2 separate regions of the Homo sapiens genome follow, and region 2 is linked to region 1. A link is a loop called in an ENCODE intact Hi-C map of the cell type or tissue named here. Cell type or tissue: IMR-90. All regions are shown on one strand. Links, peaks and the distances in the headings refer to the core of each region. The heading gives the core; the rest is flanking DNA.

Evidence for each region. Peaks named below come from ENCODE experiments on the same cell type or tissue, not always from the same donor. Only the 100,000 strongest peaks of a DNase experiment are listed, where the experiment ranks them.
Region 2: a loop joins it to region 1, with 8 times the contacts of the local background. A loop is called at or near these places in 3 of 110 quality-filtered maps.

What each region holds. Positions count from the first base shown.
Region 1 is chr11:12,690,540-12,698,875 of GRCh38, forward strand. All of the region lies in intron 2 of TEAD1 (TEA domain transcription factor 1), which reads left to right. Among named protein-coding and RNA genes, the nearest start is that of TEAD1, 20 kb to the left of the region's middle. RefSeq lists an enhancer at 2,869-4,068. In IMR-90, for the core only: no CTCF peak of the experiment used is centred there; DNase peaks (open chromatin) are centred at 1,172, 2,252 and 3,312; H3K4me3 peaks cover 400 bases; H3K27ac peaks cover 3,794 bases.
Region 2 is chr11:12,865,135-12,873,470 of GRCh38, forward strand. The region is part of intron 5 of TEAD1 (TEA domain transcription factor 1); the gene reads left to right. Among named protein-coding and RNA genes, the nearest start is that of TEAD1-AS1, 54 kb to the right of the region's middle. RefSeq lists a silencer at 1-2. In IMR-90, for the core only: a CTCF peak has its summit at 3,767; no DNase peak of the experiment used is centred there; H3K27ac peaks cover 369 bases.

The sequences.
Region 1 (8,336 bases), core at 250-8,249:
TGTATTTCCTATAAATGGGAAATTTAGATGTTGACATTTGATCTAATTCAGGGTTTTTAAAAACTTTTTTGATGCAAATATTTCATAGCTAGTATTCTACCAGGAGGCACACAATGTACAGTGTCACTTTTTCTGTGATGTTAGTGCCATTGATTGATGATCTCTGCCTGTATCTATTATTTCATGTAGTTTTTGCAAACTGGTGGTTCTCTGATACTCTAGTTCTGTTTTTGGAGACAGGTCTCACTCACTGTGTCACCCAAGCTAGAGTGCAGTGATGCGATCCCGGCTTGCCGTAGCCTTGACTTCCCGGGCTCAGGTGATCCTCTGACCTCAGCCTCCTAAATAGCTGGGACTGTCAGTGCGCCACCATGCCTGGCTAGTTTTTTAGTTTTTTGTAGAGACAGGGTTTCATCACTCAGGCTGGTCTGAAACTCCTGGGCTCAAGCGATCTGCTCACCTCGGCTTCCCAAATTGCTGAGATTACAGGCGTGAGCCATCTCACCCAACCCATTCCTCTTTTTATGGAGAAGGTTTCTCTTAGCAACTATATGGTTAACCTAGCATATAGTTTGTAAAGGAAAGATAGTTTTTTTTTGTTTTGCATATCATTAGGCAATCACTGATTTTAAATTATTGAATGCGTTTCAGTCCATTGCAGTTCCTCCTCTTACTGATGCTCAAATTGTTTCATCTTTGGCCAGTGGGAATTTCTTTAGTTGGCTCCTGTGGCCTTTTGATGTGACCCTATTAATAGTCTTTTATAGTTTCCTTGCTGTCCAACCTCTTGTGTATTCTGGGAGATAGAATGAACCATTTCTGCAGAGTTTGGGTTCCTTTTAGTGAGAAATGGAGTTTCTAGGCTATGATGTGTGTGCTAGGTTCTCTGCTTTTTTTCTCCTCCCACTCCTTCAGTTGAATAATCTGCTCACCTTTGGAAATGGATCCTGCCTGCCATGTCAACTCTAATCGTGGTAAAAGCTTTCCTTGCACACTTGCTCATGCCTGGCCTCTTTGGCTCTCATTTGCCACTTTCATGCTTGTGCTTGTCATCTTGTCCTTTCCTCCCTTAAGAAAAAGACCAAACTGAAGAATTACCATGGATGGTTTGTGGTTTGACTTGCCTCCTGAAGGCCAAAGCTCATGTTAATGTAGGCTTCACAGAAGTCTTTAGTCATTGCCTTCATCATGTCTGCCTGATAGTTTGTTCTATTCCTTGTATACATAACCAGGACATGAGAGATTCCTTATCTTATTACCACCGTGAGCCATTCAGGCTGCAAGCTGTATTTCGATGGTATTGTTGGGTACGTTTGTACTCATCTGTTTCAATAAATATTGATTGAATTAAGCTTTGTACTTCTTCTCCAAAGTGTTTAAAATAGAATGTATTTAATGTCCTAGTCATTTAAAGAATTTATCACTAGTCTATTATTTTTATAAGCTTAAATAAGTTAAAGATTTGTAGTTTTAGATAGATTTATGCATTGGATCCCTAGTTGTAACATAGCTATTGTTTTAGTGCTGCGGGCCTATAGTAGTAGGCCTGCAAGTCTAAGATGAGTGTTTTTTATTTAACAAGTCTGCTATTAAACTTATTTTTAGTATTATAATTTCTGTCTTTGCTTCTTGGAAATTGTTTTATGCCCATGTTGGTGCATCATAGACTATGCACTTAGGCCAACCACCCCCCAGTCCCCCCAGCAAAGCAGGGCTCATTTTAAAGACACGCTCTAATGCTTTCTTCAGAGTTTCCATTCAGACCTACAGTTTTAGCTTCAGTAATACTTTTTTGTTTTGTTGGTGAAACAAAGCTGTATGCGTTCACAGTGCAGCCAACACAGTCTCATGACGGCACAAGTGAATAGTCCTGAAATTATCATCATTCTCCACACCACTGAGAAGTTAACCAGCATCCTGGCCTGGGAAATTTTGGATACACATTTAATGCCCCTCACCCACCACCCCGGCTTTTTTTTCTTTTTAAAGCCGCAAGCTTAATGTAATGGTTCCTCTGTATTAAAGGAAAGTACAGTATTGTAGGGGTTTATTTCCCCCCCGCCCCCGCTTTCCTCCGTGGGCACTGAGAGTAGGGGGAAGAGCCCCGTAATTCACAAGGCAGGCTTCTGTGCCCCGCGGTAAACTCAGTTTCACAAAGGGAATTTTCATTATGGTCCTGTGGCTCCCTAACATAGTGGAGGCTTCAGGAGGCAAGTGGTAAAAGCTACCAAAGAAAAAGCTGGACTGGAGCCACTGACGTCATGTCAGTAAATCTGCTGGAGGAGCCCAGCCATGCAGCGCCTGCCAGCCGGCCCCTGCACTTTGGCCTTGCCTGGTCAACTGTTCTTACTGCTTCCTCCACCCCCACCCCACAGAACAGCCTGTGTTTTTTGTGTTCTTTTCCCCCTTTTCCTTCTGTGCAACTGGGCTGTGTTGAAACCCATAAAGGCTTTTGAAAACCACCCCTACTGGTCCTGTGCTTAATGTCTTGTGTGGGGATAGTGGGGAGAACCCAACAATCCATGAATGAGGGAGGCTTTAAAAGTTTTTTCTAGTGGGGACCTCTTTGTGATGAATAAATCCACAGGGAACATCATGGAAAGCAGCCAGAGGTGCGAGCCCCTGGTGCTTAGTACTTTTAAAGAACTTCGCTTTTAAGTCCTGGGCTGTGTGCACATGTGTGTGTGCGTGTGTGCATGCGCACAGTAAAGGACAGAGAAGGCCAGTCAGCACATGGGTGGAAATACAGAATTTCAGCCTTCTAGCAGAGGATGATTTAAGAGAATGAGTTCCAATGCGAGTCCTTTATTACCCATTAATCATTGGTCTGCTCACTCTGAACTCTGGTTTGCAACTGGAACAGTTAAATCTTAAGCTACATGCTTCTGTACATCCTGGATATTTAGAGTCACAACCCCAGATGGGCCTGAATTAAAATATTGCTGTGCTAAATCTATTTTTACATCTAGGGGAATGACATCTAAAAATAAACCTTATCCCACCTGTTATCCACTTTTGGGAAGTTGAAACGCTGTTAAGTCGCAGCCCATGGATTAAGCTTTGATGACGGCTTCCCATGTGATGCCTGCATTCCACTTTTCCTGCCACTGGCATGATGTTTTCATTGTTTCGGTAACCGTTGTCCTCCTGTTTATTTTGCTGTGAATATTCATTTGCAAATAAGAGTGAAGCATAGGTTCAGACTGGTTTTGATTTTCCTGAATCTTAGGGTCAGAAACATATTAAAAGCAGTATCTTATCCATGAATCATGAGATGAGTCAGTTCCTGAAACCACTACAAGCCTCATAGTTCTTGGCTACAAGCAAAGGCAGGAAATCCAGGCTTCAATAACTTCCTTTCCCAGTCCTGGCTATAGCCGCGTTGGTGGTTAGGTTCTGCTGCCTGCCTTTGTAAGCGGTAGGAAGATGTATGTCTGAGGAACAAAGGCACTTGAGTCAATTTACTGAAACTGTTTATAATTTGTGGTCTTGATCTGAATGTCAGGCTGCGTTGGCACACCCTGCTCTGCTGTGCGGCCCGGCACAACTCAGCCAGGAAAGGCGGCAGGCTGAGTCCGGGGAAGTGCCCCAGCAAACACATGGCAAATGTTTCAAGGGGCTTTAGTGTTCCAGTGAATCCTAAAACTAGGGGACATGCAAGCCGACACTAGGCAGAAAGCTCTGGATTCCATATGTATAGTTGAAGTATCGACTCTTTGTTTGTTCTTCACTTGAGAGAAAGGAGAGAAAAAAGAGAGAGAGGGGAGAGAGACGAGAGAACAAACTAACACACTCGCCAGCCTGCCAAGCTCTGGCCTGTCTCTTGCTTTTACTTGCAGTTTACTTCCTTATATACAGGGTCCTCTTTTTTTTTTTTTCCTTTTGCAGTGTTTCACGCCAGTCTTCCTGACTTCAGAATCAGTTTTATAACTGTTTTATTAAATATTTTAAAGAGTAAGGGAGAAACACGAAGTTGTCTCCCAATGTTGGGTCTGCTGTGACTCGTATTTATTTTTCTCCTTTATGAGCAGTGCCCACTTTGTGTACGTACCCAAGTCAGAGCAGAGTTGGGTTGGTGTTTCTGTGTGAAGTTGGGACTCACTGTTGCTTTGTGCTTTACTTGTGAATTTATGAGCTTTTTCAATCTTGAGAAAAATTAAAATTGAGTGTGACTCATTTTCATTTACCAACTCTTACCTTCTTTTTCTACGCTAATTGGTGTTAGCTAGCGTGGGATTTGAGAAAATGGGACTGAAATGAGACCCTTCTCCCCCCTACTGTAGGTTTATATGGAGTCATTGGAAGTTCTGATAGAAGTCTAAAAATAGCATGGGTAGACAAACCCTGTGAAAAGACACTGAGGAAGATGGAAAAAAATTTGAGATGATGAGCAGTTAGATATTGATGCTACCTTTTAAATTGAGCTTGTTTCCAATTCATAGCTGGCAATAGCTCAGAAAGGTCAAATTCTATTTCAGCCTTTGTAAAGAATAAAATAAAAGCAAATGCAAAAGTTTGCCTGGCTTTTTAATCAAGTGTGGCTAATTCAGCGCACAGCCAGGCTGGCGAGGGCCACTTCGTTCTTACTTGTCGTTTGTATTTTGTGTTTGGGTAATTTTCTGTTCAACTTCAGGCCTCACTAAAAGGCTCTGATAAGCTGTTGAGAAAGTCGGGCTCATTTTGATTTTAGAGGCTTGACTGAGAGTCATAATTTCTGGCTGTGGTTCTCCAGATTTCAGGCTGGTACAAAAACTCCTTAGTCTTAGGTGAGTTTCTTTGGAAATCACTGTGAAAATATATTACTCTCATTAACATGTAAATAGTCACTGTCTAAACTTGGAGGAGATTTTTCCTTATGTTAAGAGAGGTACAAATCCAGTTATTTTTATTTGTCCTTCATTGATCTGACAGTTAACTTCTTTTTCATGTAGATTTCAGGCTGGGATTAGAGACTGAATCTTGAATTGCTTATCGTCTCTAGACCAAGTTGTTCGGGGCCAGGGATTGATTAATTAATTAAAATCAATGTAAATGGATTTGTAAGCCTCCTGTAACAGATTATCCTATTAGCAACCACACAGAGCACAGCCCATGATCTGTGAGGAATGTTTGTTGCCTTAAGTGAAATGGACCCAGACTGATGGACTCTTTGGGGTTACTTTATGAAAAACCCAGTGGCTTTTGTAAGGAAGGGGCCTCACTTAACCTTTACACTGAACAGATATTTCCTATAGATGGCAGATTATTTTATTTTCTGAGCCTGCCCCAGAAGGCTTGAGTTCTGTTTGTGTGTTGTGTGAGTTTCTACTGTGCCTGTGTCTCCCCAACCCTTGCATTCATGCCGTCCAAGACCTTGCCATATTTTAGCCAGGTTCTGCCCCCTTTCAGGTGAGATTCCTGCTAAGAACTCTTCTCTGAAGAAAAAAGGAGGAACCAGAAATACATTCCTATTTGATAGCAACAAAGTGGTTTTTTCCTCCAACCCAGGCAACCAACAAGCAAGCAAGCTACAAAGAAGACAGTTGCTTGTTATTTGAGGCTCTGACTGTACAGCTGTGCCTCCTTAGAGTGGTTAAGAAGACAAGATGATACTTTAGGAAAACTTTGTGGATTTAACAAAGGTCGGAGTTCATTCAGTGGCTGTCATGTACATTGTGTGTGTTTTTTTGTTTTGTTTTTGTTTCGTAATTGTGTTGGACAGGTAGATACTTTCTATAGTAGGACCAGCTCACCCACCTTTTCTTGGATCAAAGTGGGGCTATCTGAGCCAAGTTGAGTTAAACTCTGTCTCCTGCCTCTTTTGGGATTGAGATAGCAATCCCAGTTTGTCTTTGATGCTCACACTGTAGTTCAGGGAGACCCTAACTGGGGAGTAGATGTTTGACCCATGGGTATAGAGAAGTGTGGAATAAAGCCACTTTGCAGAGAGACAAGGAAACACAGTTGTGCTGAGGACGAGACAAGAGACCAAGGGAATAGTCTCATTTCCTGATGGTTTTCTATTTCCTGGTTTCCATCTCTTGTGAGGGTTGGCTGCAGTTTCTGATTCAGGGGTCTTCAGATGGACGCCTTGGCCTTATAATGAACTCGTATTCCCTTACCGTTTTTTCCTACCTTAGGTTAGTGGGAGTGGGTTTCTGTTAATTGAAACCAAATGGTGTTTGGCCGACTAGTTTGTTGGGAAATACACCCTGCGTGCTGTCCTAGGGAGGCCCCGTTCAGCAAAGGGAGCTCCATTTGGTTACATGTGCCTTCTGCTTGGTCAGCCATGCAGGGCTGCTCCCCTCAGCAGATAGAGCTGTCCTGGACCCTGTGCTCTCCTGTGTATTGGGTTTGAGGGAACTGACTCCGGTTCCTGGACTGTCTAGCTAACTGGGGAACAAGAAGGGCTACCCACTTCCACCCTGTCTCAGACTGGAACATTTCAAGGCTTGACTTAGTCCTTTCTGCTGCCTGGTGTGCCCTGTGGATTTAGGCTGTGTGGTGCTAGGTTCAAGCATGGCAGGTGAGGAATTTTCCCAGTCGTGCCTGGGGGCACTGAAGAGTTCTGGTTGGCTGAGCACGGGGAAAGCAAGCCAGGTGTGTCATTAGACCTGAGTGTCCTGCCTGGTGGTACCACCCCTCCCTGCCCGCCCATCCCTGAGCAATGTGGAAGGCATGCTGTCAGTGGCCTTTGGCAAGTGCTTCCCTGTGATAAATCTGAAAAATAAAAAGTGCACAGGTGAGTACTTCCTCTGTTAGGGAATCTCGAAAATCAGAGGATTTTATTAGCAAATGGATTATATAGCAAATGCCTTTCTCAAGGAGACCAGTATGGTTGGGGACCCAAAGGGGTGGTGTCAGAATAAAAGCCTGCCCAGAAGGGGGTGCGGTGGCAGTGTCAATAAGCAGGGAGGAAATTTAGATGAGACTTGAGAATTTTAGATAACAGAGTAAAAATTATTTTAGAGGATAGATTTTTTTGGGGAGGAAAACCCCTACAAGTACATTAGCAGATGTACATACATGCAATATTAGTTTGTTGGCATCTTCTACAAATTTGAAGCCATTTTTACTTGAGGCTCAATATAACATGTTTTACTTGTTTTGTTGGTGAAGTTTGGTTTGTATATTTAGGAAGTGGAAATATGGAAACTCTGTGCTTTAAATTGAGAGGGGTACAGTGAAAGAAGGGGGGTATGTAGAAAGTTCTCAGAATAGAGGGCTGGGCGTGGTGGCTCACGCCTGTAATCCCAGCACTTGGGAGGCCGAGGCGGGCGGATCACTAGAGCTCTGGAGTTTGAGACCAGCCTGATCAACATGATGAAACTCCGTCTCTACTAAAAATACAAAAATTAGCCAGGCATGGTGGCAGGCACCTATAATCCCAGCTAGCTGGGAGACTGAGGTGGGAGAATCGCTTGAACCCAGGAGTCAAAGGTTGCAGTGAGCCAAGATCACGCCACTGCACTCCAGCCTGGGCAACAGAGCGAAACTCCGTCTCAAAAAAAAAAAAAAAAGGGCCCTCAGAACAGGGACCAGAGGGGTTTAGACTTTTATAAGTGTGTTTCTTCTGGTCATCACAGATCTAATAAAAAATAACATGTTCATATGATGCTTTAGAGTTGACAGAGCTTTTTCAGTCGGGTAACTCTTTGATCTCTCACAACTTGGTTTGTGCAAGTGAGGAAGCGGGGACCGGGAGGTGAGGAGCCTTGCCGTGAAGCCATGGCTGAAATGCTTCCTGCCATGCCTGCTCCTTCCTTGCTGCGCTCTCTCTTTTTTGGTGGGAGGATTATGTGTTAGGACAAGGCTAGGGGAAAGGTGAAGTGGGGGTGGAGGATGGAGGGCAGGTGGGGTCTGGAGATGGTAAAGGAATTGTTTAAACTACCAGAGCAGATGGGTCTCTCTGCAGTATTCAGAGCACAGGCAGAGCAGGAAGGGACTCAGATGTGGTTTTCAGACCAGTGAATATTTTTGTCACTTAAAGAGGGTTTTTTTTTTTTTAAATATTGATTCCTGCTGTTCATCCTGGATCTTCTAAATCTTAATCACTCATGGTGAAGCTTGGGTGATTGAGTGCTCTGAAACCTTACCAGCTGATCCTTAGGAGTCCCATTTGATTCTAGCCCCGTGTCTCTTTAACTAGAAAAGTTTGAGAATTTAGGTCTCAGCATGTCCTGGGAGCTTATTAGAAATGCATAATATGAGATCCCATCCCAGACCTGCTGAATTAGAATCTGCATTTTAATAAAATTCCAGGTAATTAGGGCATGCGCATTAAGTTTTGAGAAGCATTGCTATAAGATGCTTCAGGGAAACTTCAGGGAGTGTAGCTGGGGTAATTTCACATACTC
Region 2 (8,336 bases), core at 96-8,095, 170 kb after region 1:
GTTCCTAATAACAATGCAAATGCAGCAGAGAGCTGGTCTTGATAACTTTTCAGCACAGAAACATGATTTTTTTTTTTTAACCTTCAGATGTCCACCAAGCAGCCATGGGCTAGGAAAGCTTAAAAAAAGAAAAGTCCAGAGATGCAAAATTGAGTAGAAATTATTTAGAAAGAATCATTTCCAAAGTGGTCATGAAATTACCTTTTTAAAAAATTTAGAAATTATTTTAACTCATGCTTTTGATGTATTTTTAAGAAGACTTATAAAAAATACGTCTTTTTCATGCATGTCTCTTCCCTCAGAGTATTTTCAGCCAGATTTCTTCCACATTGCTTACTACTGTTTTTTAAGTGAATGGCGCTCTTATTAAAAGAGAAATCTGAGCAGTGGCCTTTAAAAAAAAAAGATAGATCTTAGAGATGGGAAAACTCTTGATCAAACCCATTTGCAGTTTCATTTGTACTTGAGTTTGCTTAAATTTTTTTTTACTTGTACCTCATTTTTCAGTCTCAAAATATATTTTATAGGAAAAATGGGGGCATTGATAATTTTTCATATACAACTTCTTTCTGCTTTTTCCCTTTATAAAATTTATAATAAAACATACCTGACTTTTATTTTTCTGTAATGCCCTATTTTAGAAATGCAAAGAGATTATAGTTTGCAAGGAGGAGCTTTCGTTTATAATAAAAATTGATTTTGGCACATATTGATGGCTTTCCCATGTGCCTTTTTCGGTTCTGTTCTGATATTTTTCTATACAGTAATTAAATTTGTGGTTTTGTTCTGAACTAAAAAACAGTGTAGTCTCACAACACTTGAGTGGTGAGCACTGGGACTCTTCCCAAAGTCCTTCGACTTTTTTTTATGCAAACAAGGCTGGCTGTGGAATAGGACAAGTGATTAGGAAGGAGCATTTGGTGTGCCCTCTGCAGTGGGCAGCATGCTGGCTCGCTCGCACGTGTGGCTGATGGTGGCTGGCTTTTAGCTGCACTGGCTGAGCAGTTGGAAGACTAAGATAACTTTGTAGATCCTGCTTTTTAACCAAAGGTGCAATACTCTCTATATGGATGTAACTACCCCAGTTTTTGCTCAAGTTCTGACTCTGTTTCTAGTTTCTCTGAGCTAATGAATTAATGATGTACAAAGAAGTTTACAGATAACAATGTTGTTTCCATCTGTGATGATATGAATTGCTCTATTTCTGCACTGTCTGTGTGGTTCCTGTGGACTCACCAGGGCACACAGCCTTAGACTGAAAGCCCTATAAGTGAGGAATAAAGCTCTTCTGTTCAGAAGGGATTCCCATGTGATATAGGAAGCACTCTTTTTCTCACTTGGTGAATTTTAGAGTTTTCTTCCATAGAAACAATTTTTCTGTTGCTTTATACATGTACATATGTAAAAATACACAGCGGTATTTATGTTTGTTTCTAAAAAAAAATTAACAATAATAAAAAAGAAACATTCCCCTGACTTTCAGCCCTGGGCCACTCTCTTTTGGGGCAGGCACAAGGAAGAGACAGAAACAGAAGCAGTAGGATAGCAACTGGCTCAGCATTTAAGCTCCAAGAACCACCTCCGTCTTCTTGTAGTTTCTTCCGTTCTTTCCTACCATATTGTTCTTGGAAAAATGGAGTCCTTTGTTTTTCCATCTGCTAATACCAACTGAGTGTTCCAGGCATGGTGCTTGCTCACTGTGATGGGCAGTTAACAGCCAATATCCTGTTCAGGGAGCTGGCCATGTAAATGGGAATGTAAACTAGAGGAGCACTTTGGGTAATAGCGGGAGCAGCCAAAATGAAATGTGGGGTGCATCCCGGGGATGAGCTTCGTGGAGAGTATACTGTTAAGTTTGGCAATTGAAAGAGGAAAGGCAGCCTAATGCGTGCTCCCTCATTTAAGCTCACTATGAAGTGACTTACAGTATTCTGCTTTTGGGGCATGATACTGAGGAAACTGGGGCTGAGAGAGTATAATTGACTAGTCACAAAGCCTTCCTAGTAAGTGGTGAAGCCAGGATTTGAACTCAGATCTTTTTGCACCCTAAACGAATCATTGTTTTAGATAAAATTTTATCTAGTGAAGGTGGGAGAATGTTTTCAAGCAGAGGGCTTCACACCAGCACACTGTACCTAAACTGTCACCCCTCACAGTCTTTGGGGCTGGGCATTCAGCCTTTGCTACCAGCCCTTCACTTGGCATCCACATTTTAACTTTGAGCCCTTGGTCAAAACGTGGACTTAATTTGGGTTGGTGCTGTGAGGGTCATCAGTAACTGGGGGAATGACATGGTCCTGGAGACAGAGCTGCTTGGCACCACTCTGAGGGCATTAGGACAGTCGCAGAGAGTGAGGCTGTCTGTCACCTGCTTGCAGGAGTTGGTGCTGCTTTCTTTCACTCCCTCCATGAGCATTTTATCTCAAAGGCAGTATACTTAACCTTCCTAACCAGCCATTACCAGGATATGGGCTCAACTCTGTTGATGTCCCAGCTCCATCCATACCCCCTTGTTCAGCTCTGGAATCTAATAGCACATTTGTGAGGAGGCAGGGACAAGCATCTTTACCGAGGTCATCATGGGGTCAGGCTGATAGCCATGGTCTTCTTGGCCTCCCACACTAGCTAGTGAGATAAACTCGCTACAGATAATTGAGGTCATCCCAAAAGACAACAAGGATAGCTTCTGGGTGGGTGGGGAGCAGAGGGGAGTGGCAGGAAGTATCCAAGCTTAAAAGAGACACTGTGCTTTGCCTGGGAAGATGTAGGAAGGCCTCCTGGAGCAGGTGGCTGGTGGCTGACCATCCCAGTAACTATCCTTGCAGACACTGCCCTAGCCAGGTTGGTTACCACTTCTCCACAAACTCAGACGTCGAAGGGGTAGACAAAGGTCTATGGTCCTCATGTGAAGACCGAAACCAGACTTGCATTTGTCTGTCCCTCTGTGGAGTTGGAAAAGTGGCTTACCCGCAATGGAGGCCACTGCCAGATGTGTCTTCCTGGTGAGTCTTCTTGCTTATAAGCTTCTCTTTACTTTCCAGGGAAGGGTGTGGCAGAGTTCTTTGGGCTGGTGTTTTCCAGCCTTTTTAAAGTAGCAAAACTCATGTTTTGAATTGAAGCTTACTCCCTCAAATCCTTAGTAATGGCCTCTTAGGCTATTCCATTGAATCAGGTTTGAAAAGCCCCCTGTTTTAGGCAGAAGGAAAAGGAGGTGTCTACCTCTTATGCTGTCCCTTCCAGCCTTTACAGAGAGCTCCTGTGTCCCATTTAAAGCCCATGTTTTTAAATTCTGTAGTTTTGAAGTTCTGCCATGTTCCTAGGAAGAAAACAGACTCCAGGAGAGAGTGGTCATTTGATGTCACATTGATAGATGAGTCATCCTAGCTACAAAAGTTACTCTCCTGAAAATCCGTTAGAATAAATTCTAAAGGTCAGCTTTATGCTTCTACTAATTGGCAGTTGTTCTCAATGTGCTTGTTTGTGGACTAGATCACCCCCAAATTGTGTAGACTTAAATTTTAGTAAAGAAAAAAATTGTTCTAGTGAAAGTCTAAGATTTCTACGTAGATTTGAACTTGAAAAGCATAGGAATGATTACTGAATTCAGTCCAGTGGTTTTCATTGAGAACCTAAGTGTGTTCTAGGTCCTTTTGTAGACGTTGGGCACATAGAATTGAATCCAGAGTTTCTGTTCTTGAGGAACATTGAACTTTTCTGTTATTTTTCCAGTAGATATCCACAGCTAGGGGGCTCTGCAGTAGAAATTAAACAGGATAGTGCAGAGGCTGCCCAAGTGAAAAGAATGATTCATTCTGGGAGTGAGGGAATTAAAGCTTCATGGAGAAGTGTCATTAGAACTAAACATAGTTGAAGGCAGAGAATTTCCATAAAGTTGGGACTATCTGGGGGACCATGAAGAGCATCATGTAATTGGGGACATGCGGTGGGAGGTAAGACTGGAGGAGCCTAAGGGAAGGGCCCTCGATTATCCCACTGAGGAGAAGGGATTCATCTGTGGGCCTAGGGGCATACATGGGGTTCATTCAAATTTACCCTCTGGAAAGACCTCGCCAGCCAGGTTTTGCAGGATAGCTAATAAGAGGGAGGCCAAGCTGGAGTCAGGGAGGCTAATTCCTGGGCTGCTTTAAGAGTGGGGAAGAGAGTCACAGGCTGGGACCAGGGGCCAACCCACACCCCCTGGGGCTGCTCCGTGGCACTTAGCACTCATCCTTGGCTGGCTCCCTGCTTTGGTGCTCTCTGCCTGCTCTGTAGTCTTTCCTACTCATTGTGTTTAAAGAATAAATTATAAGTTCTGTCCTTATGAAGTCTGAAAAGTGTTGTGTGCCAGAACTTTTCAGAAAGATTTTCAATAGCAGCATTTAAAAATCAACTTATTAAAATTGGGTTCTCTTAAAGTAATGGTAATTGACTAGGAGTGTGCATCAAAATTATGAAGTTTTTGTTGCAAAATTTAAACAGTACAGAAAATATATTAAACACTCATGTTTATACTATCTGGAATTGATCATTTTCATTATATAAGTTTTTTTTAATGAAAAATCAAGTGGCAAACATTATTCTGTACTTTTTCCTCTACCCACCCTCCGTCTTCAACCAAAATTAATCTTCCTTTCTTTCCTACCACCCACAATGTATTTTCTTGCCACTTACTTCCCTTAGAAAATCAAATCCAGTGAAAGCTCTCTCTTCTCATTTTGCTCCTAGATTTTTGCCCATTGTCTTTTTCTTTTTCTTTTTTTTTTGAGACAGAGTCTTGCTTTGTCGCCCGGGCGGGAGTGCAGTGGCGCCATCTCGGCTCATTGCAACCTCCGCCTCCCGGGTTCAAGCGATTCTCCTGCCTCAGCCTCCCAAGTAGCTGGGATTACAGGCGCTCATCACGACACTCAGCTAATTTTTGTATTTTTAATAGAGACGGGGTTTCACCATGTTGGCCAGGCTGGTCTCGAACTCCTGACCTCAAGTGATGCGCCTGCCTCAGCCTCCCAAAGTGCTGGGATTACAGACATGAGCCACTGCGCCCAGCCGATTTTTGCCCAATTATCTACCATGAATTTGTGCAATAGCCATTGGCACCAACATGAGACTTTTCCTCTGGAATTTTTAGCAGCTTAAGATAGACTCGGCCAACAATTTGGTGACCTTGGATACAGACCCTGACTGCAGAGGAGAGATACGAGGTTCAGGACATATAGGGGATGGTTGAACTAGAAAGGGAATAATGCGAGGAGACAGTGAACCAGGAGCAGAGAAGCTGGGAGAGTAGAGACAAAGCGTCAGTAGACTGAAGCTGAGATTCAAGAGCTCGGTAAGATGGAAAAAAGAAAAAAAAAAAGGCATTTGTGGCCAGAGCACAGTGATTTTGGAAATTAAATTTATACATTCAGAGTTGTGGGGATTTTCTCCCCCGCCCCCCCCGGGGTTGGGGCATTTTCAAAATATCTAGGACAAGGCTGGGCACGGTGGCTCACGCCTGTAATCCTAGCACTTCGGGAGGCCGAGATGGGCAGATTGCCTGAGCTCAGGAGTTAGAGACCAGCCTGGGCAACACGGTGAAACCCCGTCTCTACTAAAATACAAAAAATTAGCCAGGTATGGCAGTGTGCACCGGCAGTTATAGCTACTTGGGAGGCTGGGGCAGGAGGGTTGCTTGAACTTGGGAGGTGGAGGTTGCAGTGAGCCGAGATTGTACTGCTGTACCCCAGCCTGGGCAACAGAGCGAGACTCTGTCTCCAAAAAAAAGAAAAAGAAAAAATGTCTAGGACAGAAGCTAGAGTACAAACTGCAGGCCTAGAAGAGAGCTTAGCTTTGAAGGAGTTGTTTCTTAGTGATGGGAGTGCTATGTGTTTGTCTCCTACTCAGACAAAACCCTTTTGACCCACTGCTCTCAAGGGGGTAGGTTTTATAGATGACCCACAGCCTGTAGCTGGGCCTGAGTCTACTTCTAAAGTAGAAGATGAATCCATGCAGTTGCAGTGTGAAAGAGGCTTCTAGGCCTATGGAATATCCATTTAAAAATCCTGAGGATGCTGAGTTAGAGGTCTCCCTTGGACCTTGTGTCACCAGCTGCAGCGACAGCAGTGTCACCAACACCAGCTTTACCTGTTGTCTTCCATCTCACCCTTTCCCTTAGTTTAGCCCCTATTGGCGTCTCCAGTGGAGTAGTGAGAAGCAGCAGCATGTCTGAGGATTAGCTCACAGCCTTAGAAATTATTCTCTACTTCGAATTGTTTCACTTACCATTAATTCATGAAAAAGTCATTAACTGTTTTTTTAAGCTCCAGGGATTTATTATCCCAGCATGTAGAAAGAATGCAGAAGCATTCTCCATGTGTTAAGCAGTCTTTTTCCTACTCAGAGTTTCTTTGTAGAGTTCCATGCAGGAGTCTCTTTGCCTGTATGTTCAGTTGCCCTAAGAAGTTGTTCAGACCCTGCTCAGAGTCCTTCTTTCCCCATTAGCAGCAAAAAGGCAGTCCTTTCTTGCTGTTTTCAGAAGCTCACGGTAGCCACAGCCAAGGTCTGGGAAGCACCACCACACTGTGGGCCATCTCCATCTTCCCATGAAGATGGGCCAAGCCACCTCTGGTTCACTTCTCGAGTGTGTTTAGGTGAGTGTATGACTCGGGACAAAACTAAGAGGAAAGGAAGTCTTCGCCGTGCCCTCCGCTCGGCAGGAATACATCTTAGGCAGTAGATGTATTCACGTCAGGCTCTGGATGTGTATTGAAGAAAAACCTGTACTTGCTGACATTGCATCATCCCAGTAGAGCAGAAAGAGACCTGAGCCCCTCTGATTATGTCCAGTCGCCGGTGACTAATTTATGAGCTACATGTGCTCCCCCGGGGCCATTTTCTTGTTCTCGCCCTGGTGGCCTTTATGATTTGATTTCTGAACAGGCCATTCTTTCCAAACTGCTGTTCCTTCCAATAGGCAGAGAGCTTAAAGTTCAAATTGTTGATTTAATTCTTTTGAGTTCAAGAACTTCACTGGGGCATTGCTAAAGTCCACACTGCTGAATCATGTTTGTATCATCACTGATTCCATCCAGGAATGGGCCTGTCCACAGGGAAGGTAGACGTACTTCACTTCACTCTGTGTTGCTCCGTGAAGCCCCCTGAGCCACTCTGCTCCTTCAGGACTTGGCTGTTAGCAGTGCAGGAGGCAAGGAAAGCCTGAGCAACAACCTCCTTTGTCTGTGTCCACACCAAGACACTTGGCCTTGTCACGGGATTTGGGAAATGATATAATCTTTCCTGGCATTTCCCAATCTTCAGGGGGAGTTCTTTTGCATTTATGACATATACGCTTTCTCCTCAAAGATATTTTTATTACCTTGTTTTTAATTTAACTGAACGAAAACTAAGATTGGAGACAATTTCTCAGGCTTCAGTTGGAACCACTTGCCAACAGTGTGGTGATGGAGAAATTAATGATGGGAGCCAGGGCACTGAATATGTAGATAAAGATAATTCTGTGTGAACTGAGCCAGGTCTGGATTTTCTTTATAAGGGCAACAGAAACAGTCTCATCATTCTACATTTTTATCTCTTCATAGCGAAATCCCATTGTTAATTGGCCTCCAACTTAGATAATGCCCTAGAATGACATCTATCCAAAAGGTTATCTAGTGAGGACAAGGGCTCCTGAGTATTTCAGGTCCCGAGCAGAATCCAGCTTGGAAAGCCAGTCCATTACCTGGCCCCCGTAGACTGCAAGCTCACCCAGGGCCAAGGCTGCAAGCACCATACTAAGTACTTGAAGCAGTCCTGAACAAAAGTGTTTTTATCTTTGATTTATAAATTAGGACACAGAGGCGTGGAATGGCTAACTGGCTTGCTTAGAGTCACAAGTCTGAAGTTAATCCAGGGATATCTGGTGCCACAAGCCAAGCTCTTTGCAGGATGTTCTTCTGCCTTCCCAAAGAGTACTGGTCCAGGATGAGGTTCATTTTCCTGACTTGGAATGCTTTGCATTGTCTCCCTCCACTGAGCCCTCTTCATTGTGTCTTTATGTTTGAAAGAAATAGAAGAAGGACTCACTCTGGAGCTTAACTTGAGCCTGGAGCCAGTTTAGGTTCCTCTGGCCCCTTGCTGTCACCTCTTAGAGAAAAGGGGGCTGAGGTCAGAAGGGTGCCTTCTCCCAGACACCTGGATCCGGCAGGAAGCTGTCCTAAATCCCAGGCTTCCTGGGAGAGAGTCATGAGGCACACCTATGAGTTTGCTCGTCTGTAGTCCTCATCTACAATCCTTTATGATGTGAAGCCCCACATCAGAGTTAAAGGAAACGATGTTGACAATTATAAAATACCAAATATAGC